2 separate regions of the Homo sapiens genome follow, and region 2 is linked to region 1. Evidence: read pairs that join two places in POLR2A ChIA-PET (ENCODE). Cell type or tissue: OCI-LY7. All regions are shown on one strand. Each heading gives the region's core, and the rest is flanking DNA. Links, peaks and the distances in the headings are about the cores only. Region 1 overlaps LOC124905186 (a long non-coding RNA gene). Region 2 has its middle 12 kb from the start of GRIPAP1.

Region 1 (15,620 bases), core at 6,393-11,392:
GGATTGCCTGAGCCAAGGAGGTCGAGGCTGCAGTGAGCTGAGATCATGCCACTGCACTCCAGCCTGGGTGACAGAATGAAAGCCTGTCCCCCAAAAAATAAAATAATGAAATCATGAGCTAAACCAAGTACAAAATTAATAAATAAAAAGATTAAAAATAAAAATAAAATAAAGGAATGGATAGAAGGGATGAATTGTCAACAAGATCCCGATATGTTTTCCCTTCTGATTTCAAGTATCTAATTCAGTTATTCATTTTACCCTGAGGGTGGCAGCAGGAGTCTCTTCTATCGCCCAAGCGTTGCCAAGAGGCAACTTTTAGGTCACTCTGACATGAGCTAACAGATGCAGTTTCTGGTTAGAGAGCTTGGACAGATCCATGCCATTTCCTCTCCCTTACAAGGTTGGGGGGAAAGGCTGCGTGCGGCCTCAGGAAACCCTGGGGAGCAGCAGGGATCCTCCCCAGCTGTCGCCCAATTAGAAAGCCAGTGATTTAACAGAAGGCCAAGAAGACTCACAGGGCCAGGCCTGGGGTTCTCTTTGTTCCACCTTTTTTCCCATGCTGAGAAATGAAAGAGAAAAACATTGCATGACAAGAATTAATGGTGTCAAACAAATAGCATCAAAGACAATTTAAGTATTGCTCTTCTCTCTCGGAAATGGATGAAGACAAAGAGTAGTGGCTTCCTTTTTACCCATTAACTGCTCTACATTTGGAAAGAGCTGGTGGACAGTGTTTTCATACTGTATCCATTCAGCTTGATGCTTACAAATGTACAGTTCAGAAATTTTTCAAGGAAACAGTTTGCTACAAAGCACATAGTTTCCTCTGATCATAACCATGACCTCGTTTATAATCATAATCTTGTTTATAATCTCAGGATGCCAACATGCCCAAAATGACTTTGGAATCATTGTTTTAAAATTTCATCTTTTTTTAAGACTTTATTTTTTAGAGCAGTTTTAGGTTCATGGCAAAATTGAGCAGAAAGTGCAGAAATTTCCCAGATAACTCCTGCCCCTACACACCCACAACCTCTGTCACTATCACCACCCCTAACCAGAGCTGTACAGTTGTTGCAATTGATGAACCTGCAATTGACGCATCATCATCACCCAAAGTCCATAGTTTACATTATGACTCACTCGTGTTGTATATTTTATGGGTTTTGACAAAGATACAAGGACACATATCCATCATTGCAGTATCATGCAGAGTAGTTTCACTGCCCTAAAAATCCTCTGTGCTCCACTTATTCATCTCTCCTTCCCCTCAACTCCTGTAAACCACTAATCTTTTTACTGCCTCCTTAGTTTTGCCTTTTCCGGAATGTCATATAGTTGGAATCATACAGTATGTAGCCTTTTCAGATTGGCTTCTTTCACTTAGTATATCAGTCTGTTCTCATGCTGCTTATAAAGACATACCCAAGACTGGGTAATTTATAAAGAGGTTTAACGGAGTCACAGTTCCACGTGGCTGGGGAGGCCTCACAATAATGGTGGAAGGTAAAAGGCATGTTTTACATGGTGGCAGATAAAAGAGAATGTGGACCAAGCAAAAGGGTTTTCCCCTTATGAAACCATCAGATTTTGTGAGACTTATTCACTACCATGAGAACAATATGAGGGAAACTGCCCCCCATGATTCAGTTATCTCCCACTGGGTCTCTCCCACAACGCGTGGGAATTATGGGAGCTATAATTCAAGATGAGATTTGGGTGGGGACACAGCCAAACCTATCACTTAGTAATATGCATTTAAGTTTCCTCCATTTTTTTTTTTTTTTCTGAGACAGAGTCTCGCTCTGTCACCCAGGCTGGAGTGCAGTGGCGCGATCTCGGCTCTCTGCAACCTCCGCCTCCCGGGTTCAAGTGATTCTCCTGCCTCAGCTTCCTGAGTAGCTGGGATTACAGGCGTGTGCCACCACGCCCAGCTCATTTTTAGTAGAGATGGGGTTTCACCATGTTGGCCAGGCTGGTCTCAAACTCCTGACCTCAAGTGATCCACCTGCCTCCGCTTCCCAAAGTGCTAGGATTACAGGCATGAGCCACCGCGCCTGGCCTCTTCCATGTCTTTTTATGGCTTGGTAGCTCAGTTCTTTTTCTCACTGCATAATATTCCACTATCTGGATGTACCAGTTTATTTATCCACTCACCTACCAAAGGACATTTTGGTTGCTTCCATGTTTTTGCAATTATGAATAAAGCTGCTATAAACATTCCTGTGTGTAGATTTACGTGGGGACATAAGTTTTCAAGTCATTTGGGTAAATATCAAGGAATGCAATTACTGGATGGTATAGTAAGAGTATGTTTAGTTTTGTAAGAAGCCGCCAAACTGTCTTCCAAAGTGGCTGTGCCATTTTGCATTCTCATGAATGAGAGTTTCTGTTGCTCCACATCCTCGACAGCATTTGGTGTTGTCAGTGTGTTGTTTTCACCATTCTAATAGGTGTGTAGTGGCATCTCACTGTTGTTTTATTTTATTTTTTATTTTTTTAATTTTGAGACAGGGTTTCACTCTCGTTGCCCAGGCTGGAGTGCAATGGCGCGATCTTGACTCACCGCAACTTCCGCCTCCCAGGTTCAAGCAATTCTCCTGCCTCAGCCTCCCTAGTAGCTGGGATTACAGGCATGTGCCACCACGCCCAGCTAATTTTGTATTTTTAGTAGAGACGGGGTTTCTCCATGTTGGTCAGGCTGGTCTTGAACTCCTGACCTCAGGTGATCCGCCCGCCTTGGTCTCCCAAAGTGCTGGGATGACAGGCATGAGCCACTGCGCCCAGCCTAACTGTTGTTTTAATTTGCAAGTCTCTAATGACATATGATGTTGGGCATCTTCATATGCTTATTTGCCATCTGTCCACCTTCTTTGGTGAGGTGTCTATTCAGGTCTTTTGCCCATTTTTTAATCAGGTTGTTCATTTTCTTACCGTTGAGTTTTAAGAGCTCTTTGCAATTTTGGATAATAGTCATTTATCAGACACCTCTTTTGCAAATATTGTGGCTTGTCATTTCATTCACGTTTGTGGGGAGGGGGGAACGGAGTCTCACTCTGTCACCCAGGCTGGAGTGCAGTGGTGCAATCTCGGCTCACTGCAACCTCTGCCTCCTGGGTTCAAGCAATTCTCCTGCCTCAACCTCCAAGTAGCTGGGATTACAGGTGCACACTACCACACCTGGCTATCATCTCATTCTCTTGATCATCCTTTTTTCTTAAATTAAAAAGTGAGCAATTTCTTTGCAGTCAGAACAACATTTCTGTTGGCAGTGTGTGGTGGTAAAGAGGGGGACTCTGGAGTTAGCTTGGATTTGAATTCCAGTTCTGCCACTTATTAGCTGTGCCAGTTACTGAATGTCTCTGTGCTGCACTTTCCTCATCTTTAAAATGGGTATATGAGCTGGGCGTGGTGGCTCATGCCTGTAATCCCAGCACTCTGAGAGGCAGAGGTGGGTGGATTGCTTGAGGTCAGGAGTTCAAGACCAGCCTGGGCAACACGGCAAAATCCCGTCTCTACAAAAAATACAAAAATTAGCTGAGTGTGGTGGTGCACACCTGTAGTCTCAGCTACTTGGGGGACTGAGGTGGGAAGATCGCTTGGGCCCAGGAGGAGGAGGCTGCAGTGAGTGGAGATCGTGCCATTGCACTCCAGCCTGGGCGAGAGAGTGAGACTCTGTCTCCAAATTAAATAAAACAAGATGGAGATAAACCCGTACTCATAGGGTTGCTGTGAAAATTAGGTCAATTAATATAATTAGTATAAGAGATTTAAAACAGTTTCTGCAATATTTATTATTAAATTATTTGATTAGAACAAAAGATATAGTTTGCACAGTGGCAGAGACATGCATGAAAAGCAATGGTAGACATTTCTGACATGAAGGGCATGCCTTGGCAGCCTTTTAAGATCATTCTCCACTGAGCAGCAGCAGTTTCGTTTTAGAAGTCACATCAAAGCTACTTTGGCTTTTGCAAGGCGATTTCTGTGCATTATGCACAGAATGACATACCAACCTAAGAAAATTGATCTACTAGCAATTAGTGAGATGGAGCAGGAGAAGGAGCTAGCTTGCTATGGAAAAAGTGACAAAGAGATGGACTGAGTTGAGACACTTAGAGGTCTCTGACACTAACTGGCTGCCTCACTTTGTACAAATCACTTTATTCATCTGTTTCAGGCTTCCACTTGGTTTTGTTTTGTTTTTTGAGATAAGAGTCTTGCTCTGTCATCCAGGCTGGAGTGCAATGGCGTGATCTCGGCTCACTGCAATCTCTGCCTCCTGGGTTCAAACGATTCTCCTGCCTCAGCCTCCTGAGTAGCTGGAATTACAGGCATGCACCACCAGGCCCAGCTAATTTTTTTTTTTTTTTTAGTAGAGATGGGGTTTCACCATGTTGGCCAGGATGGTCTCGAACTCCTGACCTAAGGTGATCAGCCTGCCTGGGACTCCCAAAGTGCTGGGATTACAGGCGTGAGCTACCACGCCCGGCCCAGGTTTCCACTTTTGTTATGAAGGTGTTACAGTTATCAGGGCTGGGGATGGATATGCACATTAATCGTGTTTTTTAATTTTCTGTATTTCATGATGCTTTGACATCTTGGGGCCTTGCTAATCTTGGAGAGACTGTCCCTCCCAGGGCTAACTAATTCCTACAGAACTTGACTCTGAGCATGCTTTTGATATGCAAACCAACAATCATGAGACCATACCCAAACCACCTCCTTTTTCTAACTCTCACACACCAGCCAATATTCCCCCTCCAGGGCCAGGTACTGAACAACTAGGGGCCACCCTGTAGCCCACCAAAATCATTCAAACTATCCAGTCCTAAGGTTTCTCAGCTTGCCAATCCTGTCTCATCCATTCCTTCCCATAAAACCTACAATAAAGGCTCTGGGCCCATGCTTTCTCCTCACTCCTGACTCCTGACTGACCCTGGTGCCTCCCATGTGGCCCTTGCATGGCCATGGCTTGGCAAGCCCCCTCCTCTTGAGAACTGTGAGTAACAAACTATCTTTTCAATGGCAGTTGCCTTGTGATCTGCTGGGCTCACCATACCTCAATTTTTAAAGATTCTTGGTTATATTTTAAAACAATCTAACCCCAGGTGCTAACTCTGGTGGCTGCTTAATAGCTGTCCCAAGTGAGGGATGAGAAAAATCTTCAGGTTGAGTCAAAATATCAATGTCTGCCCTGAGCATGGGTTGTGAGGAATAAAGATGTGAGAGAAAGGGTTTGTCCTCCCTGACACAGATGATCTCTAGGGGCCCTTGCAGCTCTAATATCTAAGCATTTTAGAAAGTATTTTAAGGCCAGGCACAGTAGCTCATGCCTATAATCCCAGCACCTTGGGAGGCTGAGGTGGGCAGATCACTTGAGGTCGGGAGTTCGAGACCAGCCTGGGCAACATGGCAAAACCCCCATCTCTACTAAAAATACAAAAATTAGCCAGGCATGGTGCCACATGCCTGTAATCCCAGCTACTCGGGTGGCTGAGGCAGGAGAATCTCTTGAACCCAGGAGGTGGAGGCTGCAGTGAACTGAGATCACACCACTGCACTCCAGCCTGGGCAACAAAGCAAGACTCTGTCTCAAAAAAAAAAAAAAAAGAAAGAAAGGAAGAAGAGGAACAGGAGGGAGGAGGAGGGATCTGAGCTAGCACGCTCAGCCCCTTGCCAAGTGATACCCTGCACTGTCTCAGGACTCTTCAGAGTCCTCACCAGCAAAAAGTCCCCCACCAGATGCAGCCCCTTGACCTTAGACTTCTCAGCCCCCACAACTGTAAGAAAGAAATTCATTTCCTTTAAAATTACCCAGTTTCAGGTATTCTGTTATAAGCAACAGAAACTGGACTAAGACAGGAAAACACAAACATTCAGTCCATTGCCTTCCAACACCTGCCTGCCCCCGACAATTCATGTGCTTCTCACATGCAAACTACATTCAATTCCATCCAAACATCCCCCCAAATCTTAACTCATTCCAGTATGAACTCTAAAGTCTAAAGCCAAAAGTCTCATCTAAAGATCATCTAAATCAGGTATGGGTGAAACTCACCCTGAAGCAAAATTCCTCTTCAGCTGCTTAAAAGAAACCAAAGTATTTGCTTCCAAAATACAATGATGGGACACAAAGAGGGTCTATAAACATTCCCATTCCAAAAGGGAGAAACAGGGAAGGAGGACGGGGTGACAAGTCCCAAGCAAGTCCAAAACCTAGCAAGGGAAGTTCTGTGAGATCTTGAGACTCAGGTAATCCTCTTTGGCTTGAAGCTTTGCCTCCAGACCTACTGGGGTGTCAGTCCCTCATGCCAGACCCACTGAGGGGGCAATGTCACCCTCACAGTGAGAGACAGGACTAGCTGGATTTCCTAGGCTGACTAAGAATCCCTAAGCCTAGGTGGGAAGGTGACCGCAATCCACCTTTAAACACGGGGCTTGCAACTTAGCTCACACCCGACCAATCAGGGAGTAAAGAGAGCTCACTAAAATGCTAATTAGGCAAAAACAGGAGGTAAAGAAATAGCTAATCATCTATCACCTGAGAGCACAGCGGGAGGGACAATGATAGGGATATAAACCCAGGCATTCGAGCCCGCAACGGCTACCCTCTTTGGGTCTCCTCCCTTTGTATGGGAGCTCTGTTTTCACTCTATTAAATCTTGCAGCTGCACTCTCTTCTGGTCCGTGTTTGTTACGGCTCGAGCTGAGCTTTCACTTGCAGTCCACCACTGCTGTTTGCCGCCGTCGCAGACCCGCCATTGACTTCCATCCCTCCAGATCCGGCAGGGTGTCCGCTGTGCTCCTGATCCAGCAAGCCGTCCACTGCTGCTCCCGATCGGGCTAAAGGCTTGCCATTGTTCCTGCATGGCTAAGTGCCTGTGTTTGTCCTAATCGAGCTGAACACTAGTCACTGGGTTCCACGGTTCTCTTCCGTGACCCACGGCTTTTAATAGAGCTATAACACTCACGCATGGCCCAAGACTCCATTCCTTGGAATCCGTGAGGCCAAGAACCCCAGGTCAGAGAACCCGAGGCTTGCCACCATCTTGGAAGCAGCCCACCACCATCTTGGGAGCTCTGGAAGCAAGGACCCCCACCCCCCGGCCCGGTAACAACAGTTTGGCAGCACTCACTGCTCATGCTGTGGTTGTCAGGGCAGGAGTTGTAGCCTCAGGGCTCTGCTGGGAGCCTCCATCCCCACCGCTCTACTGGGCATTGGTCTCACCCTTTGAAATGGAGGTGGAGGCTGGGAGTGGTGGCTCACACCTGTAATCCCAGCACTTTGGGAGGCCAGGACAGGCCAGTCACAAGGTCAGGAGATCGAGACCATCCTGGCTAACAGGGTGAAACCCCGTCTCTACTAAAAATACAAAAAATTAGCTGGGCGTGGTGGTGGGCGCCTGTAGTCCCAGCTACTTGGGAGGCTGAGGTGGGAGAATGGCATGAACCTGGGAGGCGGAGTTTGCAGTGAGCCAAGATTGTGCCACTGCACTCCAGCCTGGATGACAGAGCGAGACTCTGTCTCAAAAAAAAAAAAAAAAAAGAAATGGAGGTGCAGGTAGTCCTATGCCCTAAGCCCATGTACTCTGGGCCTCTGATGGGACTGGTGACCTGGACGGTCTCTGAATCACCTTCAGGGTTCTTCTTCCCTTATCTTGAAGAACAGTGTGTGTTCACAGCCGAATAGTTCTATGGTTTGGTCCTATAGGATCTAAGAAGTTTAATCATCTTCCTTCATTTTGTCCCATTTTCTTTTTTTCTTTTTCTTTTTTTTTTTTGAGACAGAGTCTCCCTCTGTTGCCCAGCACCCAGGCTGGAGTGCAGTGGTGCAATCTCAGCTCACTGCAACCTCCGCCTCCTGGGTTCAAGTGATTCTCCTGCCTCAGCCTCCCAAGTAGCTGGGATTACAGGCGTGCACCACCGCACCCGGCTAATTTTTGTATTTTCAGTAGAGACAGGGTTTCACCATGTTGGTGAGGCTGGTCTTGAACTCCTGATCTCAGGTGATCCACCCGCCTCAGCATCCCAAAGTGTTGGGATTACAGGCATGAGCCACTGTGCCCAGCCATTTTGTCCCATTTTCTCTGTTTCCTTTAGTCCCAGTCAGCAGTGCCATTTCCAGTACAATCCCATCGCTATTGCTGTTTTGTTGAGATGGTTAATGAAGTCCACAGTTCACATTCACAGTAATCTCCTTGTCAAATAGTCCAGCAGATCCTTAGTGTTCTCTTCCAAACATGCTTTGTCATGTTTTGTAATATGGACAGGGACAGGCTGAGAATTTTCCAGACCCACTGAGGGAGCAATGTCACCCTCATAGCTTGGGTAAGTTTAAGTTCTGGTTCCTTTTTGCATAACAATTCTGTTTTCAATTCATATCTCTCTTCTCAAATTTGACTATAAGCAGTCAGGAGGAACCAAGCCTCTCCTTTCAACACTTTGCTTAGAGATCTCCTCAGCTAAATCTCCATTTCACTGTTCACAAGTCCTACCCTCTACAAAACACTAAAACGTAAACACAATTCAGCCAGGTTCTTTGCTACTTTATAACAAGGATCACCTTTTCTCCACTGTCCAATAACACGTTCCTCATTTCTACCTGAGACCACATCAGAACAGCCTTTAACCACCCATATTTCTACCACCAATCTGTTCATGATTACTTATGTATTCTTTAAGAAAGCAGAAGCTTTCTCTACAGCTCTCCTCATTTCTTTCTGACTGCTCATCAGAATCACCTTTAAAGGTCCATTCAATGGCAATATAGGATTTTTCTTTTTTTCCTTTTTCTTTTTTTTAGATGGAGTCTTGCTCTGTTGCCCAGGCTGGAGTGCAGTGGCGCAATCTTGGCTCACTGCAACCTCCACCTCCCTGGTTCAAGCAATTCTCCTGCCTCAGCCTCCTGAGTAGCTGAGATTACAGGTGTGCGCCACCACGCCCGGCTAATTTTTTTTTTTTTTTTTGTATTTTTAGTGGAGATGGGGTTTCACCGTGGTGGTCAAGTTGGTCTCAAACTCCTGACCTCATAATCCATCCACCTCGGCCTCCCAAAGTGCTGGGATTACAGGTGTGAGCCACCGCACCTGGTGGCAATATAGGATTTTTCTAGCGCATGCACCCAAATTTATGTCTTAGTCTGTTTTCTGTTGCTATAACAGAATACCACAGACCAGGTAATTTATAAAGAAAAGAAGCTCAGCCAGGTGCAGTGGCTCACACCTATAATCCCAGCACTTTGGGAGGCCAAGGTGGGTGGATCACTTGAGGTCAGGAGTTTGAGACCAGCCTGACTAACATGGTGAAACACCATCTCTACTAAAAATACAAAAATTAGCTGGGCCTGGTGATGAATGCGTGTAATCCCAGCTAGTCGGGAGGCTGAGGCAGGAGTATTGCTTGAACCTGGGAGGCAGAGGTTGCAGTGAGCAGAGATCGTGCCACTGCACTCCAGCCTGGGTGACAGAGTGAGATTCTGTCTCAAAAAAATAAAAAATAAAAATAATTTTAAAAAGAAGCTTAACAAGCTCACAGTTCTGGAGGCTGGGAAGTCTAAGAGCATGGTGCTAGCATCAGATGAGGCCTTCATGCTGCATCATCCCATCATGGGTAGACAGAATGGCAAGAGGGTGCATGCGAGAGACAGCTCACTTTTATAACAAAGCCACTCCCACAATAACAGCATTAGTCCATTCATGAAGGTGACAGCCCCATGACCTAATGTCTTCTTAAAGACCCCACCTCTCAATACTGTTACAATGGCAATTAAAGGTCAACATGAGTTTTGGAGGGAACATTCAAACCATGGCACTCTTCCAGCCTCTAGTCATTACAATTACAAGGCCACTTCCACATTTTTAGGTATTCGTTACATAGCACCCCTCACTTCTCAGTACCAATTTCTGTCTTAGTCAGTTCTGACTGGTATAACAAAGTGCCATAGACTGGGTGGCTTATAAACAACAGAAATTTCTCTCTTAACAGTTCTGGTTGGAAGTCTGACATTACGGTTCCAGCATGGTCAGGTTCTGGTAGGGATGCTGTTTAGGGTTGCTGACAGCTAAATTTTCATTGTATCCTCACATTGTGGAAAGAACTCTCTGGGGTCCCTTTTATTTATTTATTTATGTATTTATATTTTTCTGAGACAGAGTCTCACTCTGTCGTCCAGGCTGGACTGCAGTGGCACCATCTCCATTCACTGCAACCTCCGCCTCCTGGGTTCAAGCGATTCTCCTGCCTCAGCCTCCTGAGTAGCTGGGATTACAGGCAAACACCACTATGCCCAGCTAATTTTTGTATTTTTAGTAGAGACAGGGTTTCGCCATGTTGGCCAGGCTGGTCTTGAACTTCTGGCCTCAGGTGATCCACCTGCTTCGGCCTCCCACAGTGCTGGGATTACAGGCGTGTGCCACTGCGCCCAGCCTGGGGTCCCTTTCATAAGGGCACCAATCCCATTCATGAGGGCTCCACTGTCATGACTTAATCACCTCCCAAAGGTCCCACCTTCTAATACTATCACATTAGGGGTTAGGATATCAACATGTTTGGGGAGACACAAACATTCAGTCTATTGCACAGCCTTTTACCTTCTGCAAATAAAACTGCTTCCAGTATACCCAAAGCTGTACTAAAACCTCTTTTTTTTTTTTTTTTTTTCTGGTTTTCCTAGGCAGAGTATTTGTGTCCCTGGGTACTTGAGATTAGGGAGTGGTGATGACTCTTAAGGAGCATGCTGCCTTCAAGCATCTGTTTAACAAAGCACATCTTGCACCGCCCTTAATCCATTTAACCCTGAGTGGACACAGCACATGTTTCAGAGAGCACAGGGTTGGGGGGTAAGGTCACAGATCAACAGGATCCCAAGGCAGAAGAATTTTTCTTAGTACAGAACAAAATGAAAAGTCTCCCATGTCTACTTCTTTCTACACAGACACAGCAACCATCCGATTTCTCAATCTTTTCCCCACCTTTCCCCCTTTTCTATTCCACAAAACCGCCATTGTCATCATGGCCCGTTCTCAATGAGCTGTTGGGTACACCTCCCAGACGGGGTGGTGGCCGGGCAGAGGGGCTCCTCACTTCCCAGTAGGGGCGGCCGGGCAGAGGCGCCCCTCACCTCCCGGACGGGGCGGCTGGCCGGGCGGGGGGCTGACTCCCCCACCTCCCTCCCGGACGGGGCGGCTGGCCGGGCGGGGGGCTGACCCCCACACCTCCCTCCCGGACGGGGCGGCTGGCCGGGCGGGGGGCTGACCCCCCCACCTCCTTCCCGGCCACCTCCCTCCCGGATGGGGCGGCTGGCCGGGCAGAGGGGCTCCTCACTTCCCAGTAGGGGCGGCCGGGCAGAGGCGCCCCTCACCTCCCGGACAGGGCGGCTGGCCGGGCGGGGGGCTGACCCCCCACCTCCCTCCCGGACGGGACGGCTGGCCGGGCGGGGGGCTGACCCCCCACCTCCCTCCCGGACGGGACGGCTGGCCGGGCGGGGGGCTGACCCCCCCACCTCCCTCCCGGACGGGGTGGCTGCCGGGCGGAGACGCTCCTCACTTCCCAGACGGGGTGGCTGCCGGGCGGAGAGGCTCCTCACTTCTCAGACTGGGCGGCTGCCGGGCGGAGGGGCTCCTCACTTCTCAGACGGGGCGGTTGCCAGGCGGAGGGTCTCCTCAATTCTCAGACGGGGCGGCCGGACAGAGACGCTCCTCACCTCCCAGACGGGGTCGTGGCCGGGCCGAGGCGCTCCTCACATCCCAGACAGGGCGGCGGGGAAGAGGCGCTCCCCCCATCTCAGACAATGGGCGGCCGGGCAGAGACGCTCCTCACTTCCTAGATGGGATGGCGGCCGGGAAGAGGCACTCCTCACTTCCTAGGTGGGAAGGCGGCCGGGCAGAGACGCTCCTCACTTTCCAGACTGGGCAGCCAGGCGGAGAGGCTCCTCACATCCCAGACGATGGGCGGCCAGGCAGAGACGCTCCTCACTTCCCAGACGGGGTGGCGGCCGGGCAGAGGCTGGAATCTCGGCACTTTGGGGGGCCAAGGCAGGCGGCTGGGAGGTGGAGGTTGTAGCGAGCCGAGATCACGCCACTGCACTCCAGCCTGGGCACCATTGAGCACTGAGTTAACGAGACTCCATCTGCAATCCCGGCACCTCGGGAGGCCGAGGCTGACGGATCACTCGCGGTTAGGAGCTGGAGACCAGCCCGGCCAACACAGCGAAACCCCGTCTCCACCAAAAAAATACGAAAACCAGTCAGGCGTGGCGGCGCGCGCCTGCAATCGCAGGCACTGGGCAGGCTGAGGCAGGAGAATCAGGCAGGGAGGTTGCAGTGAGCCGAGATGGCAGCAGCACAGTCCAGCTTCGGCTCGACATGAGAGGGAGACCGTGGAAAGAGAGGGAGACCGAGAGGGAGAGGGAGACTGAGAGGGAGAGGGAGACCGAGAGGGAGAGGGAGACCGAGAGGGAGAGGGAGAGGGAGACCGAGAGGGAGAGGGAGAGGGAGACCGAGAGGGAGAGGGAGAGGGAGAGGGAGAGGGAGAGGGAGAGGGAGAGGAAACCTCTTTCTTTAGCACTATTCATGTTCTCTTCTCCTGGACGTCAGTACCTTAAATAGAGTCATCCTCCCTCATGGACTCCACACTTCTCTCTCTCTCTCTCTCTCTCTGTCTCTCTCTCTCTGAGATAGGGTCTCACTCTGTCACCCAGGCTGGAATGCAGTGGCAAGATCATGGGTCACTGAAACCTCCACCTCCCAGGGCTCAAGTGATCTTCTCACCTCAGCCTCCTGAGTAGCTGGGACTACAGGCATGTGCCACAGTGCCTGGTTAATTTTTGTATTTTTTGCAGAGATGGGGTTTCACTATGTTGCCCAGGTTGATCTCAAATTCCTGGGCTCAAGCAATCTTCCTACCTCGGCCTCCCAAAGTACTGGGATTATAGGCATGAGCCACTGTGCCTAGCCATATATCCTTCTCTCTCTTATCCTACTCCAGTCTGGCTTTGGTCCGCACTTGTTCACTGACATTCCTCTCTGTGACATGATGAGTTCTCTGTGGGCACACTGAGTTTGAGGTGTCAAAGCACATAAAAATGGAAAGGTCTACTAGGCAGTTGTTTATGTGGTCCAACTCTCTTTTGGTTCATATTTGCTTGGTGTATCTTTTTCCATCCCTCTATTTTCAACCTTTCTTTGTGGTTTTATTCTAAGCGTGTTTCCTGTCACAGGTCTGTAGTTGAATTAACAACAACAACAACAAATCCAATCTGATAACCTCTGTTTTCAACAGGCATGTAATCATTTATATTTATTTTGATTACTTATGTATTGGAACTTATTTCTACCATCTTATGTTTGCTGTTTACTACCCCGTTCCCCCTCATCTTTTCCCATTATATGTTAGATGGATAAAGTTTTTGAAATTGCCCCATTACACATTTTATTTTTTCCTTTGCTGGTTCTGAAGTTATAGATGGTATTTCTCCTCATTTAGTGGTTTCCATTAATTTTTAAAGTTCCTGAATCTCATGCTTCCAGTATCAACATGCCTAACCAGCAGGGCCTCCATTAATTTTTAAATATATGTTCTAAATTATAAATTTAAGAGCCAGGCACAGTGGCTCACACCTGTAATCCCAGTGACTTTGAAGGCTGAGTTGGGAGGATCGTTTGAGGCCAGGAGTTTAAGATCAAACTGGGTAACATAGAGAGATCCCATCTATACAAAATTTTTTTTTCAATGAGCCAGGTGTGGTGGCACATGCCTGTAGTCCTAACTACTTGGGAGGTTGAGGTGGGAGGATCCCTTGAGCCCAGGAATTTGAGGCTATAGTGAGCTAGGATTGCAGCACTGCACTCCAGCCTGGATAACAGAGTGAAACAAATAAAAAATAAATACTTATGTTTCTATAAATTTACATACATAGATAAATATTAAAAATATATTAAGCCAGCTATAGTGGCACACACCTGTAGTCCCAGCTACTTGGGAGGCTAAGCTGGCAGGATTTCTTGAGCCCAGGATTTCGAGGCCAGCCTAGGCAACATAATGAGACCCCATTTCTTTAAAAAAAAAAATATATATATATATATATAAATATATATACACACATAAACACACAAACCAATATCCAAAAAATATATCTTTAAAAATGTATTGTCTCAGCCGGACATGGTGGCTCATGCCTGTAATCCCAGCACTTTGGGAGGCCGAGGCAGGTGGATCACAAGGTCAGGAGATCGAGACCACCCTGGCTAACACGGTGAAACCCCGTCTCTACTAAATATAAAAAAAATTAGCCAAGCATGGTGGTGGGCGCCTGTAGTCCCAGCTACTTAGGAGGCTGAGGCAGGAGAATGGCGTGAACCTGGGAGGCGGAGCTTGCAGTGAGCCGAGATCGTGCCACTGCACTCCAGCCTGGGCGACAGAGCGAGACTCCGTCTCAAAAAAAAAAAAAATGTATTGTCTCCAGTTCATCAGTATATGTATTATCTACCTACTCTTAAAAGAATAAAGGCCAGGCGCAGTGGCTCACGCCTGTAATCCCAGCACTTTGGGAGGCCGAGGCAGGTGGATCACGAGGTCAGGAGATTAAGACCATCCTGGCTAGCATGGTGAAACCCCGTCTCTACTAAAAATACAAAAAAATTAGCCAGGCATGGTGACAGATGCCTGTAGTCCCAGCTACTTGGGAGGCTGAGGCAGGAGAATGGCATGAACCTGGGAGGTGGAGCTTGCAGTAAGCCAAGATTTCGCCACTGCACTCCAGCCTCAGTGACAGAGCAAGAGTCCGTTTCAAAAAAAAAAAAAAAGAATAAAGACACAGTGAATCAAGTTCTTTAAAAGCAGAGCCAAGAAGAGTCCTGTGATAGGCAGCTTCTGACATGGCCCCAATGATTTCTGCCTTCTGATATTTACACCCATGTGGAAATCCCTGCACTTGAGTGTGGGCTGAACCTAGTGACCAGCTTCTAATGAACAGAATATGGCAAAAGTGATAGGATGTAGGATGTCACTTCTATGATTAGGCTCCAAAAGATTGTGACTTCTGATGTGCTAGTTCTCTCTCTCTGTCACTATCTCTTGCCCTCTTCTTTGCTCCCTCTGATGAAGCCAGCTGCCACAGTGTGAGCTGCCCTATGGAGAGGCCTCTATAGCAAGAAAGTGAGGCCTTCAGTCCAGCAACCCTCAAGCAACTGAAACCTGCCAACAACCACATGAGTCAGCTTGGAAGTGGATCCATTACCCATCAGGCTTTCAGATGAGACCACAGCCCCGGCTGCCACCTTGATTCCAACTTCATGAGAGATCCAGAGACAGAGAACCTAGCTAATCTGTGACTAGATTCCTGACTCACAGAAACTATGAGATAATAAATGTCTGTTGTTTTAAGCTGCTAAATTCTAGGTAATTTGTTACACATCAATACATGGCTAATACAAAGATTTTTTTTTTCTGTGACAACTTTTTTTATCATATGGAGAGGCAAAGGTGGCACAGACTCTACAATCAGCCAAACGTGGCTGTCTCTTGCCTTGGGCAGGTTATGTAATCCCTGAGCTCAGTCTTCTCACTTGTAAATCTTTTTTGTTTTCTTCCCCTTCCTCCCTCCCTCCCTCCTTCCT
Region 2 (15,620 bases), core at 4,198-9,197, 360 kb after region 1:
TAAAGTGTTCCACACATAGATTTTTTTCACATTTCTTGTTAGATTTCTTCCTAATTATTTTCTTTGATGCTATGGATGCTATTGTAAATGAGGTTTTCTCTATCATTGTATCTCTTTTTTTTTTTTCGGTAGAGACAGGATCTCACTATGTTGCCCCAGCTGGACTGCACTGGCTATTTATAGGCATGATCATGGCACACTACAGCCGTGAACTCCTGGGCTCAAGCCATCCTCCCATTTCAACTTCCCAAGTAGCTGGGACTACACATGTGAGCCACTATGCGTCTTTATATCCTCTCACTGGTTATTGTTGATATATACAAAAGCCATTGATTTCTCTATGTTAATTTTATATCCTTCCATTTTACTGAATACTTTTATTGTTAGAGTGTTTTATCATTGATTCTCTAGGGTTTACCAGGTACAAAATCATATCATCTGAAAATAGGGATATCTTTATTCTTTTCCAATCAGTCACACTGGCTGTAATTGATTTCTCTTGCCTAATTACCATTTTCCACTAACAGGAACCAGGGCCCCTTAGAGAAATAGCTGATTGCAGGGCTGGGGCAAGGAAAGTACAAGATTAGCCTGGAACATCTTGTTTTAACCACACATTGAAAGAATTTGAATTAAAAAAGAATACAAGAGTCCAAAGTGATCTAAATAAATAAATGGAGGCGAAGGGAAAACTCTTCCTCACAGAGGAATGCCAACTAATAAATGTACAAGGAATGATGGAATTAGAAAATAACTATTTGGCAACTACTACTGTAATAATTGTTTTAGGCAAGCATCATTGGCCAGGCGCAGTGGCTCACGCCTGTAATCCCAGCGGTTTGGGAGGCCGAGGCAGGTGGATCAATTGAGGTCAGAAGTTCGAGACCAGCCGGGCCAACATGGTGAAACCCCGTCTCTATTAAAAATACAAAAATTAGCCGGGCATGATGGCGGGCACCTGTAATCTCAGCTACTCGGAAGGCTGAAGAAGGAGAATCGCTTGAACCTGGAAGGCAGAGGTTGCAGTGAGCCGAGGTCGGGCCACTGCACTCCAGCCTGGGCGACAGAGCAAGACTCTCTATTAAAAAAAAAAAAAAAAAAAAAAAAAAGGCTGGGTGCTGTGGCTCACGCCTGTAATCCCAGCGCTTTGGGAGGCCAAGGCAGGCAGATCACCTGAGGTCAGGGGTTCAAGACCAGCCTGACCAACGTGGTGAAACCCGGTCTCTACTAAAAATACAAAAATTAGCCAGGTGTGGTGGGTTCAAGCGATTCTCCTGCCTCAGCCTCCTGAGTAGCTGTGATTACAGGCGCCTGCCACCATGCCCAGCTAATTTTTTCTATTTTGAGTAGAGACGGAGTTTCACTATGTTTGTCAGGCTGGTCTTGAACCCTGACCTGACCTCAGGTGATCACCCCGCCTCGGCCTCCCAAAGTGCTGGAATTACAGGCGTGAGCCACCACACCCGGCCCAGAGGGCTAATTTTTAAATTTTTTGTAGAGACGAGATCTCACTATGTTGCCCAGGCTTACTTTTTAATTATAACAAGGATTAGGGTAACTTTATAATGGAGAACACTACCTTAACCAAGTCACCTTTAGCGTCACCAGGACAGGGACAAATTGGTATTATGTGCTTTCCGACGTAATGCACTGAGAAAGACACAAGTCACCTCTGTGGTATTTCTGCCAAAAATTCATAATCTGAATCGAATCATGAGAAGCTATTAGGCAAACCCCAACTAAAGAACTCATCAAGACATCAACATCATAAAAAACAAAGATCACTTGCAGTCAGGAGTTTGAGACCAGCCTGGCCAACATGGCGAAACCTGTCTCTACCAAAAATACAAAATTTAGCCGGGCGTGGTGGCAGGCGCCTGTAATCCCAGCTACTTGGGAGGCTGAGGCAGGAGAATTGCATGAACCCAGGAGGCGGAGGTTGTAGTGAGCCAAGATCGCGACACTGCACTCCAGCCTGGGTGGCAGAGCGAGACTTTGACTCAAATAAAAAAAAAAAGAGAATGACTTTCTCTTAAATGTCTTTGGAGAACGACTTTCTCTTAAATGTCTTTGTACAGAAGAGACTGAGACTATTATCCTTAGAAAGATCTGATTGCAAGGTTAGCCCTTGACTAGCATCTGCCAATTTGGCTAGTAAACAGTTTGCTACACTGATACGAGTTGTTCATTGTGGCTGGGCACAGTCGCTCATGCCTGTAATCCCAGCACTTTGGGAGGCCGAGGCGGGTGGATCACTTGAGGTCAGGGGTTTGAGACCAGCCTGACCAACATGGTGAAACCCTGTATCTACTAAAAATACAAAAATTAGCTGGGCATCGTTGCAGTGTCCTGTAATCCCAGCTACTGGGGAAGCCGAGGTAGGACAATTGCTTGAACCCAGGAGGAGGACGTTGCAGTCAGCAGAGATTATGCCACTCTACTCCAGCCTGGGCGACAGAGCGAGACTCTGTCTCAAAAAACAAAACAAAAAAAAACAAAAAAACAAAAAACAAGAGTGGTTTATTGTGCCTAAACTGTTTGTAGAAACTATGTGGTTTATGCGGAACACCTGCATTCCCTCAGAGTCTAGGATTCTGATATGTGCTAGGTAGAGAGTACCTATGTGACCAGTCCCCACTAAAAAGCCTTGGCCACTGAGTCTCTAATGAGCTTCCCCAGTAGACAACACTTTGCACATGTTGTCACAACTCATTGCTGGAGAAATTGAGTCTTGTATGACTCCACAGGGCGACTCTTGGAAGCCTGTGCCTGGTCCTCTGGATTTCAGTCTGTTGCTCAAGGGAGGTACAGAGCATAAAGAAGCCTGTGCATGGATTTCCTGGATCCCACCTGTGTCCTTTTTTTTTTTTTTTTTTTTTTTTTTTTTGAGACAGGGTCTCACTCTGTCATCCAGGCTGGAGTGCAGTGGTGCAACCTCAGCTCACTGGAACCTCCGCCTCCTGGGTTCAAACAATTCTCCTTCATCAGTCTCCTGAGTAGCTGGCATTACAGGTGGGCGCCACCACGATGGGCTAATTATTATATTTTATTTATTTATTTATTTTTTATTATTATTATACTTTAAGTTTTAGGGTACATGTGCACAATGTGCCGGTTAGTTACATACGTATACATGTGCCATGCTGGTGTGCTGCACCCATTAACTCGTCATTTAGCATTAGGTATATCTCCTAATGCTATCCCTCCCCCCTCCCCCCACCCCACAACAGTCCCCAGAGTGTGATGTTCCCCTTCCTGTGTCCATGTGTTCTCATTGTTCAATTCCCATCTATAAGTGAGAACATGCAGTGTTTGGTTTTTTGTCCTTGCGATAGTTTACTGAGAATGATGATTTCCAATTTCATCCATGTCCCTACAAAGGACATGAACTCATCATTTTTTATGGCTGCATAGTATTCCATGGTGTATATGTGCCACATTTTCTTAATCCAGTCTATCATTGTTGGACATTTGGGTTGGTTCCAAGTCTTTGCTATTGTGAATACTGATGCAATAAACATACATGTGCATGTGTCTTCATAGCAGCATGATTTATAGTCCTTTGGGTATATACCCAGTAATGGGATGGCTGGGTCAAATGGTATTTCTGGTTCTAGATCCCTGAGGAATCGCCACACTGACTTCCACAATGGTTGAACTAGTTTACAGTCCCACCAACAGTGTAAAAGTGTTCCTATTTCTCCACATCCTCTCCAGCACCTGTTGTTTCCTGACTTTTTAATGATTGCCATTCTAACTGATGTGAGATGGTATCTCACTGTGGTTTTGGTTTGCATTTCTCTGATGGCCAGTGATGATGAGCATTTTTTCATGTGTCTTTTGGCTGCATAAATGTCTTCTTTTGAGAAGTGTCTGTTCATATCCTTTGCCCACTTTTTAATGGGGTTGTTTGTTTTTTTCTTCTAAATTTGTTTGAGTTCATTATAGATTCTGGATATTAGCCCTTTATCAGATGAGTAGGTTGCGAAAATTTTCTCCCATTTTGTAGGTTGCCTGTTCACTCTGATGGTAGTTTCTTTTGCTGTGCAGAAGCTCTTTAGTCTAATTAGATCCCATTTGTCAATTTTGGCTTTTGTTGCCATTGCTTTTGGTGTTTTAGACATGAAGCCCTTGCCCATGCCTATGTCCTGAATGGTAATGCCTAGGTTTTCTTCTAGGGTTTTTATGGTTTTAGGTCTAACGTTTAAGTCTTTAATCCATCTTGAATTAATTATTGTATAAGGTATAAGGAAGGGATCCAGTTTCAGCTTTCTACATATGGCTAGCCAGTTTTCCCAGCACCATTTATTAAATAGGGAATCCTTTCCCCATTGCTTGTTTTTCTCAGATTTGTCAAAGGTCAGATAGTTGTAGATATGTGGCGTAATTTCTGAGGGCTCTGTTCTGTTCCATTGATCTATATCTCTGTTTTGGTACCAGTACCATGCTGTTTTGGTTACTGTAGCCTTGTAGTATAGTTTGAAGTCAGGTAGCATGATGCCTCCAGCTTTGTTCTTTTGGCTTAGGATTGACTTGACAATGCAGGCTCTTTTTTGGTTCCATATGAACTTTAAAGTAGTTTTTTCCAATTCTGTGAAGAAAGTCATTGGTAGCTTGATGGGGATGGCATTGAATCTATAAATTACCTTGGGCAGTATGGCCATTTTCACAATATTGATTCTTCCTACCCATGAGCATGGAATGTTCTTCCATTTCTTTGTATCCTCTTTTATTTCATTGAGCAGTGGTTTGTAGTTCTCCTTGAAGAGGTCCTTCACGTCCCTTGTAAGTTGGATTCCTAAGTATTTTATTCTCTTTGAAGCAATTGTGAATGGGAGTTCACTCATGATTTGGCTCTCTGTCTGTTATTGGTGTATAAGAATGCTTGTGATTTTTGTACATTGATTTTGTATCCTGAGACTTTGCTGAAGTTGCTTATCAGCTTAAGGAGATTTTCGGCTGAGACAATGGGGTTTTAATTATCGTATTTTAAATAGAGATGGGGTTTCACAATGTTGGCCAGGCGATGGTGTCAAACTCCTGACCTCAAGTGATCTGCCTACCTCAGCCTCCCAAAGTGCTGGGATTACAGGCATGAGCCACCAGGCCCAGCCAACTTTTTTTTTTTTTTTTTTTTTTTTGAGACAGAGTTTTGCTCATATTGCCCAGTCTGGAGTACAGTGGCGAGATCTCAGCTCACTGCCACTTCTGCCTCCCGGGTTCAAGCAATTCTCCTGCCTCAGCCTCCCAAATAGCTGGGATTACAGGCATGCACCATCATGCCTGGCTAATTTTTGTATTTTTAGTAGAGATGGGGTTTCACCATGTTGGTCAGGCTGGTCTCCAACTCCTGACCTCAGGTGATCCACCTGCCTCAGCCTCCGAAAGTGCTTGGATTACAAGCGTGATCCACTGTGCCCAGACTTTTCATTAATTTATTTATTTTTGAGATGGAGTTTGGCTCTCATTGCCCAGGCTGGAGTGCAATGGTGCGATCTCTTCTCACTGCAACCTCCACCTCCCCAGTTCAAACTATTCTCCTGCCTCAGCCTCCCAAGTAGCTGGATTACAGACATGCGCCACCACACCTGGCTATTTTTTTTTTTGAGATGGAGTTTTGCTCTTGTCACCCAGGATGGAGTGCAATAGCGTGATCTCAGCTCACTGCAACCTCCACCTCCCGGGTTCAAGTGATTCTCCTACCTCAGCCTCCCTAGTAGTTGGGATTACAGGTGCCTGCCACCAAGCCTGGCTAATTTAAAATTTTTTTTTTTTATTTTTAGTAGAGATGAGGTTTTGTCACGTTGGCCAGGCTGGTCTTGAACTCCCGACCTCAGGTGATCCACCTGCCTCGGTCTCCCAAGTGCTGGGATTACAGCCATGAGCCACTGCATCCAGCCTTTCAGCCTTTTCGAGATAGTGTCTCAACTCTAGTCTCCCAGGCTAGAGTGTAGTTGCATGAACACGGCTCATTACAGCCTTGACCTCCTGGGCTCAAGTGATCCTCCCACCTCAGCCTCCTGAGTAACTGGGACCACAGGCACCTACCACCAGGCCCAACTAATTTTTGTATGTTTTGTAGATGCGCCCACCACCACACCCAACTAATTTTTGTATGTTTTGTAGAGATGGTTTTTGCCATATTGCCTAGGCTGGTCTTGAACTCCTGAGCTCAAGCAATCAGCCTGCCTCAGCCTCCCAAAGTGCTAGAATTACAGGCATGAGCCACCGGGCCAGCTGCAACTATTCTATTAATCCGAAATTATTTCAAGACATAATTTAAAATGGAAAAACCGGCTGGGCGCGGTGGCTCACACCTGTAATCCCAACACTTTGGGAGGCCGAGGTGGGTGGATCACTTGAGACCAGGAGTTTGAGACCAGCCAGGGCAACGTGGTGAAACCCCCTCTCTACTAAAGATACAAAAATTAGTCGGGCTCGGTGGCACACACCTGTAGTCCCAGCTGCTCGGGACGCTGAGACACAAGAATTGCTTGAATCTGGGGGACAGAGATTGCAGTGAGCTGGGATCGCACCACTGCACTCCAGCCTGGGTGACAGAGCGAGACTTCATCTCAAAAAAAAAAAAAAAGAAGAAAAATAGAAAAATGAAAATGAAACCAAATCTGTACCCTAGATGCGCTTATTGCTCATTGCTAGAGATATATCTGTTTGTAGGCCCTCTCAGTGAACAGACAGGGGACACATACACAGACATGCACACTAGTTCTCTTTATAACATAACTCTCTTTCTCTGTCTATATATAAAACCATGAGATCATCCTGATACCTCCAATTCCAATTCAACACTTCAGGGTAAACTTTTGTTTTCCCCATCCATATTTGTCACTCTTTTAGTAAGTAATCTAACTCCCATTATTCCTAATTACTTGTTTCCTCAAACCTAGATTACACAAAGGAATTTTCAGAATTGCCTAACCCACACCACTACAAAAGCAAATCTACTTACCAGAGTACAATATTTGTTTACAGATATATATATATATTTTTTTTAGAGACAGCGTCTTGCTCTGTCACCCAGGGTGGAGTGCAGTGTGGAACGATCTCAGCTCACTGCAACTTCCACCTCCTGGGTTCAAGCAATTCTCATACTTCAGCCTCCCAGACCTTTTTTTTTTTTTTCTTTAAGACAGGGTCTCACTTTGTCACCCAGGCTGGAGTGCAGTGGTGTGATCACAGCTGACCGCAGCCTCAAACTCTTGGGCTCAAGCGATCCTCCCACCTCAGCCTCTTATGTAGTGGGGACTACAGGTACATGCCACCACGCCTGGCTAATTTTAAAAAAAATATTTTTTTGTGGCCGGGGGCGGTGGCGCACGCCTGTAATCCCAGCACTTTGGGAGGCCAAGGCGGGCGGATCACGAGGTCAGGAGATCGAGACCATCCTGGCCAACACGGTGAAACCCCGTCTCTACTAAAAACACAAAAAATTAGCTGGGATTGGTGGCACGTGCCTGTAGTCCCAGCTACTTGGGAGGCTGAAGCAAGAGAATCGCTTGAACCTGGGAGGTGGAGGTTGCAGTGAGCCGAGATCGCACCACTGCACTACAGCCTGGGCGACAGAGTGAGACTCCATCTCAAAAAAAAAAAAAATTTGTAGGCCGGGCATGGTGGCTCACACCTTAATCCCAGCACTTTGGGAGGCTGAGGTGGGCAGATCACCTGAGGTCAAGAGTTCGAGACCAGCCTGGCCAACGTGGTGAAACCCCATCTCTACTTAAAATACAGAAATTAGCTGGGCATGGTGGCGGGCGCCTGTAATCCCAGCTACTCAGGAGGCTGAGGCAGGAGAATCGCTTGAAGCCAGGAGGCAGAGGTTGCAGTGAGCCAAGATTGCGTCATTGCACTCCAGCCTGGGCAACAAGAGCCAGACTCTCAAAAAATATATAGATAGATAGATAGATATGTATATATATATACACACACTATATATACACATACATATATATATATACACACACATACATATATATACACACACATATATATATAGTAGAGACAGGGACCTTACTATGTTCCCCAGGGTTGTCTCCAACTCCTGGCCTGAAGCAATCCTCCTGTCTCAGCCTCCCAAAGTGCCCAGATTGCAGGTGGGAGCCAGCATACCCAACCCATTGTTTACAGGCATTTTTCTTTTTTTTTTCTTTTTTTTTTTTTTTTTGAGACAGAGTCTTGCTCTGTCGCCTAGGCTGGCTGGAGTGCAGTGGCGCAATCTCGGCTCACTGCAAGCTCCGCCTCCTGGGTTCACGCCATTCTCCTGCCTCAGCCTCCCGAGTAGCTGGGACTACAGGCGCCTGCCACCACGCCCGGCTAATTTTTTGTATTTTTTTTAGTAGAGACGGGGTTTCACCGTGTTGGCCAGGATGGTCTCGATCTCCTGACCTCGTGATCCGCCCGCCTCGGCCTCCCAAAGTGCTGGGATTACAGGCGTGAGCCACCGCGCCCAGCCTGTTTACAGGCATTTTTGAGGTAAAATTTACATGTGGTAAAATTCACAAATCAAAATTCACAGCAGCCTGATAAAGAATACACTTGGCCGGGTGTGGTGGTTCGCGTCTGTAATCCCAGCACTTTGGGAGGCCGAGGCTGGCGGATCACGAGGTCAGATCGAGACCATCCTGGCTAACATGGTGAAACCCCATCTCTACTAAAAAAAAATACAAAACATTAGCCGGGCGTGGTGGCGGCTGCCCATAGTCCCAGCTACTTGGGAGGCTGAGGCAGGAGAATGGCGTGAACCTGGGAGGCAGAGCTTGCAGTGAGCCGAGATCGCGCCACTGCACTCCAGCCTGGGTGACAGAGTGAGACTCCGTCTCTAAAAAAAAAAAAAAAAAAAGAATACACTCAAGTAGCTCCTACCCCTATCATGATATAGAATGTTTACATCAGCAGGGCGCGGGGGCTCACACTTGTAATCCCAGCACTTTGGGAGTCCAAGGCGGGCAGATTACGAGGTCTGGAATTCAAGACTAGCCTGGGCAACACACTGAAACACCGTCTCTACTAAAAATACAAAAATTAGCTGGGTGTGCTGGCGGGTGCCTGTAATCCCAGCTACTCGGGAGGCTGAGGCAGGAGAATCGCTTGAACCCAGGAGGTGGAGGTTGCAGTAAGCTGAGATCGCGTCACTGCACTCCAGCCTGGGCGACAGAGCTAGACTCTGTCTCAAAAAAAAAAAAAAAAAGAATGTTTACATCACCCCAGTTCTTTCCCAGCTGTTCTCAGTCAATCCTCTCCCCTATGAGGCAATGAGTGTTAAAACTTCAGGGATCCTGTAATACCAGCACTTTGGGAGGCCGAGGCGGGTGGATTGCTTGAGGCCAGATGTTGGAGACTAGCCTGGCCAACATGGCGAAACCCCATCTCTACTAAAAATACAAAAATTAGCTGGGCGTGGTGGCATGCGACTGCAGTCCCAGCTACTCAGGAGGCAGAGGCACAAGAATTGCTTGAACCCGGTAGGTGGAGGTAGCAGTGAGCAGAAGTCACACCACTGCACTCCAGCCTGGGCGACAGAGCGAGACTCCATTTCCACAAAAAAAAAAAAAAAAAAAGAAAAAGAAAAAGAAAAAAAGAAATTGAGGGCACATGGCTATCCAATTGTTCCAACATTATTTGTTGAAAAGAATATCCATTCTGCACTTAGCACTTTTTTCAAAAATCAATTGAACATATATGTGTGGGTCTATTTCTGGGGTTTCTGTTCTCTTTCATTGATATAATTGGCTGTCTTGACACAGATACCACAATATTTTGATTATTGTAGCTTTATAATAAGTCATGAAGTCAGGAAGTGCAGGTCCTCCAAATTTGTTCTTGTTTTTCAAAGTTGTTTTAGTTTTTTTACATTTCCATATGACTTTTAGAACCAGGTTGTCGGCCGGGTGCGGTGGCTCACGCCTGTAATCCCAGCACTTTGGGAGGCCGAGGCAGGCGGATCACTTGAGGTCAGGAGTTCGAGACCAGCCTCAACGTGGAGAAACCCCGTCTCTACTAAAAATACAAAATTAGCTGGGCGTGGTGGTGCATGCCTGTAATCCCAGCTACTCGGGAGGCTGAGGCAGGAGAATTGCTTGAACCTGGGAGGCAGAGGTTGCAGTGAGCCAAGATTGCGCCATTGCACTCCAGCCTGGGCAACAAGAGCGAAACTCCGTCTCAAAAAAAAAAAAAAAAAAAAAGAATCAGGTTGTCAATTCTACAAAAATATCCGCTGGGATTTGACTGGGATTACATTGATTCTATAGATCAACGTCAGGAGAACTGGTATCTTAATAATATTGAGTCTCCTGCTTCATAAACATGGTGTGTCTATTCATTTGGGAATTATTTAATTTCTTTCTTTCTTTTTTTATTTTTTTTCTTTTATTTTTTGAGACAGAGTCTCACTCTCTCACCCAGGCTGGAGTACAGTGGCACCATCTCGGCTCACTGCAGCCTCTGCCTCCCGCATTCAAGGGATTCTCCTGCCTCAGCCTCCTGAGTAGCTGGGACCACAGGCTCATGCCCCCACGCCTGGCTAATTTTTCGTTTGTTTGTTTTTTGAGACAGAGTCTCCCTCTATTGCCCAGGCTAGAGTGCAGCGGCACAATCTCGGCTCACTGAAACCTCTGCCTCCCAGGTTCAAGCGATTCTCTCACCTCTGCCTCCTGAATAGCTGGGACTACAGGCACACACCACCATACCGGGCTAGTTATTTTTTATTTTTAGTAGAGACAGGGTTTCACCATATTGACCAGGCTGGTCTCCAACTCCTGATCTCGTGATCCATCCACCTCAGCCTCCCAAAGTGCTAGGATTACAGGCATGAGCCACTGCACTTGGCCTTTTTTTTTTTTTTTTTTTGAGATGGAGTTTTGTTCTGTTGCCTTGGCTGGAGTGCAGTGACGCCATCTTGGCTTACTGCAACCTCTTCCTCCGGGGTTCAAGCGAGATGGGGTTTCACCATGTTGGCCAGGCTGGTCTTGAACTCCTGACCTCTGGTGATCCACCTGCCTTGGCCTCCCGAAGTGTTAGGATTACAGGTGTGAGCCACCCCTCCTGGCCTAATTTTTGCATTTTTAGTGGAAATGGGGGTTTCACTGTGTTGGCCAGGCTGGTCTCAAACTCCCGACCCCAAGTGATCCATCTGCCTGGGCCTCCCAAAATGCTGGGATTACAGGCGTGAGCCACCATGCCCAGCCCATACATGTTATTTTAAGGTTTCAATTTCCTATGGGTCACTGCTAGTTTATAGAAATACAATTAGCTGGGTGCAGTGGCTCGCGCCAGTAATCCCAGCACTTTGGGAGGCTGAGGCAGGTGGATCACTTGAGGCCAGGAGTTAGAAACCAGCCCGGGCAACATGGTGAAACCTCATCTCTACAAAATATACAAAAATTAGCAAGGCATGGTTGCGTGCGCCTGTAAGTCCCAGCTACTCAGGAGGCTTAGGTGGGAGGAATGCTTGAGCCCAGAAGACGGAGGTTGCAGTGAGCCAAGAGCCAGACCCTGTCTCAAAAAGAAAAAAAAAAAAGAAAAAAAAGAGCCAGGCACGGTGGCTCACGCCTGTTATCCCAGCACTTTGGGAGGCTGAGATGGGTGGATCACCTGAGGTCGGGAATTCGAGACCAGCCTGGCCAACATGGTGAAACCCCATCTCTACTAAGAAAATACAAAAATTAGTCGGGCATGGTGACGGGCGCCTGTAATGCCAGCTATTTGGGAGGCTGAGGCAGGAGAATCACTTGAACCTGGGAGGCAGAGAGCTGAGATCGCGCCATTGCACTCCAGTCTGGGCCACCACAGAGTGAGACTCCGTCTCAAAAAAAAAAAAAAAAAAAAAAAAAAGGACATGTTGGCCTGTTTGTAATGTTATGTTAGGAGGAAAGGCAGTCTTTCACCATTGAGTTTGACATTACTATAGGTTATTTGTAATTGCTCTTTATCATATGGAGGAGATATTACCTTCTTTCATTTCTAGTTTTCTGAGAGGTTTTTTTGGTTTTTGGTTTTTGGTTTTTTTTCTGAGACAGAGTTTTGCTCTTCTTGCCCAGGCTGGAGTGCAGTGGTCCGATCTAGGCTCACTGCAACCTCCACCTCCCGGGTTCAAGTGATCCTCCTGCCTCATCCTCCTGAATAGCTGGGATTACAGGTGCACGCCACCACGTCCAGCTAATTTTTTGTATTTTTAGTAGAGGTGGGGTTTCATCATGTTGGCTAGGCTGGTCTCAAACTCCTAACCTCAGGTGATCCACCCGCCTTGGCCTCCCAAAGTGCAGGGATTACAGGCGTGAGCCACTGCACCCGGCCAAGAGTTTTTTTTAAATCAGGAATGGATGGTGGATTTTGTCAAACGCTTTTCTTTGCATCTCTTGAGATGGTTTTTCTTGCATTCTTGGAATAAATTCAAATTCATCTTGATGTATTTTCTTTTGTATATATTGTTGGATTTGATTTACTAAAATGGGCTGGGCACGTGGCTTACGCCTGTAATCCTAGCACTTTTGGAGGTAGAGGCGGGTGGATCATCTGAGATCAGGAGTTCAAGACCAGCCTGGCCAACATGGTGAAACCCCGTCTCTACTAAAAATACAAAAATTAGCTGGGCGTGGTGGCATATGCCTGCAATCCCAGCTACTAGGGAGGCTGAGGCAGGAGAATCGCTTGAACCCAGGAGGCAGAGGTTGCAGTGAGCCAAGTTTGCGCCACTGCACTTCAGCCTGGGCAGCAGAGTGAGCCTCTGTCTCCAAAAGAAGAAGAAAAAAAAAAGCAAAAAAACAAGATTTACTAAAATGTTAAGAACTTTTGCATCTGTGTTCATGAAGGATAGTTACATATAGCTTTCTTTTCTTGTAATGACTTTCTGTGGTTTTGTATCAGAGTAATGCTAGTTTCATAGAATGAGTTGGAAAGTATCCCCTCCTCTTAAATTTTCTGGAAGAGTTTGTGCAGAATTCATATTATTTCTTCTATATATATATGGTACAGTTCCCCAAGGAAGCCATCTGGGCCTGGAATTTCCTTCAGGGGAATGTGTTTTACTACAAATTCAATTTATTTAATATATATAGGGCTAGTCAAGTTATCTATTTCTTCCTGAGTGGGCATTGGTATTTTGTGTCTTGCAAGGAATTTGTTGTGAGAAGTATGGGCATAAATTTGTTTGTAATATTCTCCTTTATCCTTTTTTAAAATTGAGGTAAAATGTGCATGACATAAAATTTATCGTTTTAACCATCTGTAAGTGTACAATTCAGGAGCATTAAGTACATTCACAGTGTTGTGTAACCAACGCCACTGTCTATTTCCAGAACTTTTTCATCATCCCAAACAGAAACTCTGTACCCATTAAGCAATAACTCTCCATTTTCCCCATCCCCAAGGCCCTGGTAACCTCTATTCTACTTTCTTCCTCTAGTAACTTGCCTATTCTAAATACCACATATAAGTGGAATCAATATTTGTCCTGTGTCTGGCAAATTTCACTTAGCGTATTTTCAAGGTTCATCCTGAATTGGCCTTCTCCATCTCCAGGCAGTAAGCTGGGCAACCATCATGCTTACCTTGTTTGTTTCCCATCTCTCAGGGATCACTTTCCTTCATTGTCTAATGTCCAGTATCTTTTTGTTGTTGTTCTGTTTTTGAGACAGGGTCTCACTCTCACCCAGGATGGAGTGCAGTGGCGCAATCACGGGTCACTGCAGCCTTGACCTCCTGGGCTCAAGCAATCCTACCGCCTCAGCCTTCCAAATAGCTGAGGCTTCCAGATTAGCCACCACACTCAGCTAATCTGATGTCCACTATCGTGAGATTTGTTTTTCCATTTTATTCATCTGGATTTTTGTTTGTTTCAGGCAGGAGGGCAAATTCTGTCCCCATTATTCCATCTTGGTTGAAAATTGGGCTGGGCGCGGTGGCTCACACCTGTAATCCCAGCACTTTGGGAGGCCAAGGCAGGTGGATCTCCTGAGGTCAGGAGTTCGAGACCAGCCTGCCCAACATGGTGAAACCCCATCTCTACAAAAATACAAAAAATTAGCCGGGCATGATGGTGGGTGCCTGTAATCCCAGCTACTCAGGAGGCCGAGGTGGGAGAATTGCTTGAACCCAGGAGGTGGAGGTTGCAGTGAGCCGAGAACGAGCCATTGCACTCCAGCCTGGGTGACAGAGTGAGACTCTGTCTCAAAAAAAAAAAAAATGAAAACCAATAATTACAAATGCAGAAAATCATGCACCAGGTTTCCAGACAAATTTGGTGAAAGATAAGTAGAACAAAATAGTTTTTTAAATAAAAAGAATGTAATAACAGTGAACTATTTATCAGTTTTTTTTGTTTTTTTGTTTGTTTGTCTCAAAGAGCTCCCGGCCGGGCGCGGTGGTTCATGCCCGTAATCCCAGCACTTTGGGAGGCCGAGGCGGGCAGATTACCTGAGGTCAGGAGTTCAAGACCACCATGGAGAACATGGTGAAACCTCGTCTCTACTAAAAATACAAAAATTAGCTGGGCGTGGTTGCACACGCCTGTAATCCCAGCTACTCGGGAGGCTGAGGCAGGAGAATTGCTTGAGCCTGGGAGACGGAGGTTGCAGTGAGCCGAGATTGTACCACTGCACTCCAGCCTGGCCAACAGAGCGAGACTGTCTCAAAAAAAAAAAAAGAAAGAAAAAAGAAAAAAAAAGAAGGGAAGGAAGGAAGGAAGGAAGGAAGGAAGGAAGGAAGGAAGGAAGGAAGGAAGGAAGGAAGGAATTCAGTGCCAGGCACGGTGGCTCACACCTGTAATCCTAGAACTTTGGGAGGCCGAGGCGGGTGGATCACCTGAGGTAAGGAGTTCAAGACCAGCCTGGCCAACATGGTGAAACCCCATCTTTACTAAAAATACAAAAATTAGCTGGGCGGCCTGGCACAATGGCTCACGCCTATAATTCCAGCACTTTGGGGGGCCCAAGCCGGTGGATCATGAGGTCAGGAGATTGAGACCATCCTGGCTCGATTCTCCTGCTTCAGCCTCCCGAGTAGCTGGGACTACAGGCGCATGCCACCACACCAGCTAATTTTTGTATTTTTCTTAGAGACATGGTTTTACCATGTTGGCCAGGATGGTCTCGATCTCTTGACCTTGTGATCTGCCTGCCTCGGCCTCCCAAAGTGCTGGGATTACAGGTGTGAGCCACTGCACCCGGCCGTTTTTTGTTTTTTGTTTTTTGTTTTTGAGACAGAGTCTCGCTCTGTCACCAAGGCTGGAGTGCAGTGGTGCGATCTTGGCTCACTGCAACCTCTGCCTCCCAGGTTCAAGCAGTTCTCCTGTCTCAGCCTCCCAAGTAGCTGGGACTACAGGCATGTGCCACCACGCTTAGCTAACTTTTGTGTTTTTAGTAGAGACGGGGTTTCGCCGTGTTGGCCAGCCTGGTCCTGAACTCCTGACCTCAAGTGATCTGCCCTCCTCGGACTCCTAAAGTGCTGGGATTATAAGCGTGAGCCACTGCGCTTGGCCTATACTCTTCATTAGAAGCAAGTCTCTAAGTCCAACTCACATTCAAGAGGAGGAGGGGAATTAGGTTCCACCTTTTGAGGGGATGAGAATAAGATATCTAATACATATTTTGGAGGTGATAATTTTTTTT

The links. Peaks named below come from ENCODE experiments on the same cell type or tissue, not always from the same donor. Only the 100,000 strongest peaks of a DNase experiment are listed, where the experiment ranks them.
Region 2: POLR2A ChIA-PET joins it to region 1 with 6 read pairs; 2 of 35 experiments call an interaction of 5 or more read pairs at or near these places.

What each region holds. Positions count from the first base shown.
Region 1 is chrX:48,648,173-48,663,792 of GRCh38, forward strand. LOC124905186 (a long non-coding RNA gene) reads left to right here. Exons shown (of 2, transcript XR_007068228.1): 2 at 15,109-15,396. Among named protein-coding and RNA genes, the nearest start is that of WAS, 28 kb to the right of the region's middle. RefSeq lists an enhancer at 232-894. In OCI-LY7, for the core only: no CTCF peak of the experiment used is centred there; no DNase peak of the experiment used is centred there; H3K27ac peaks cover 592 bases.
Region 2 is chrX:49,006,399-49,022,018 of GRCh38, forward strand. No RefSeq gene overlaps it. Among named protein-coding and RNA genes, the nearest start is that of GRIPAP1, 12 kb to the left of the region's middle. In OCI-LY7, for the core only: no CTCF peak of the experiment used is centred there; no DNase peak of the experiment used is centred there.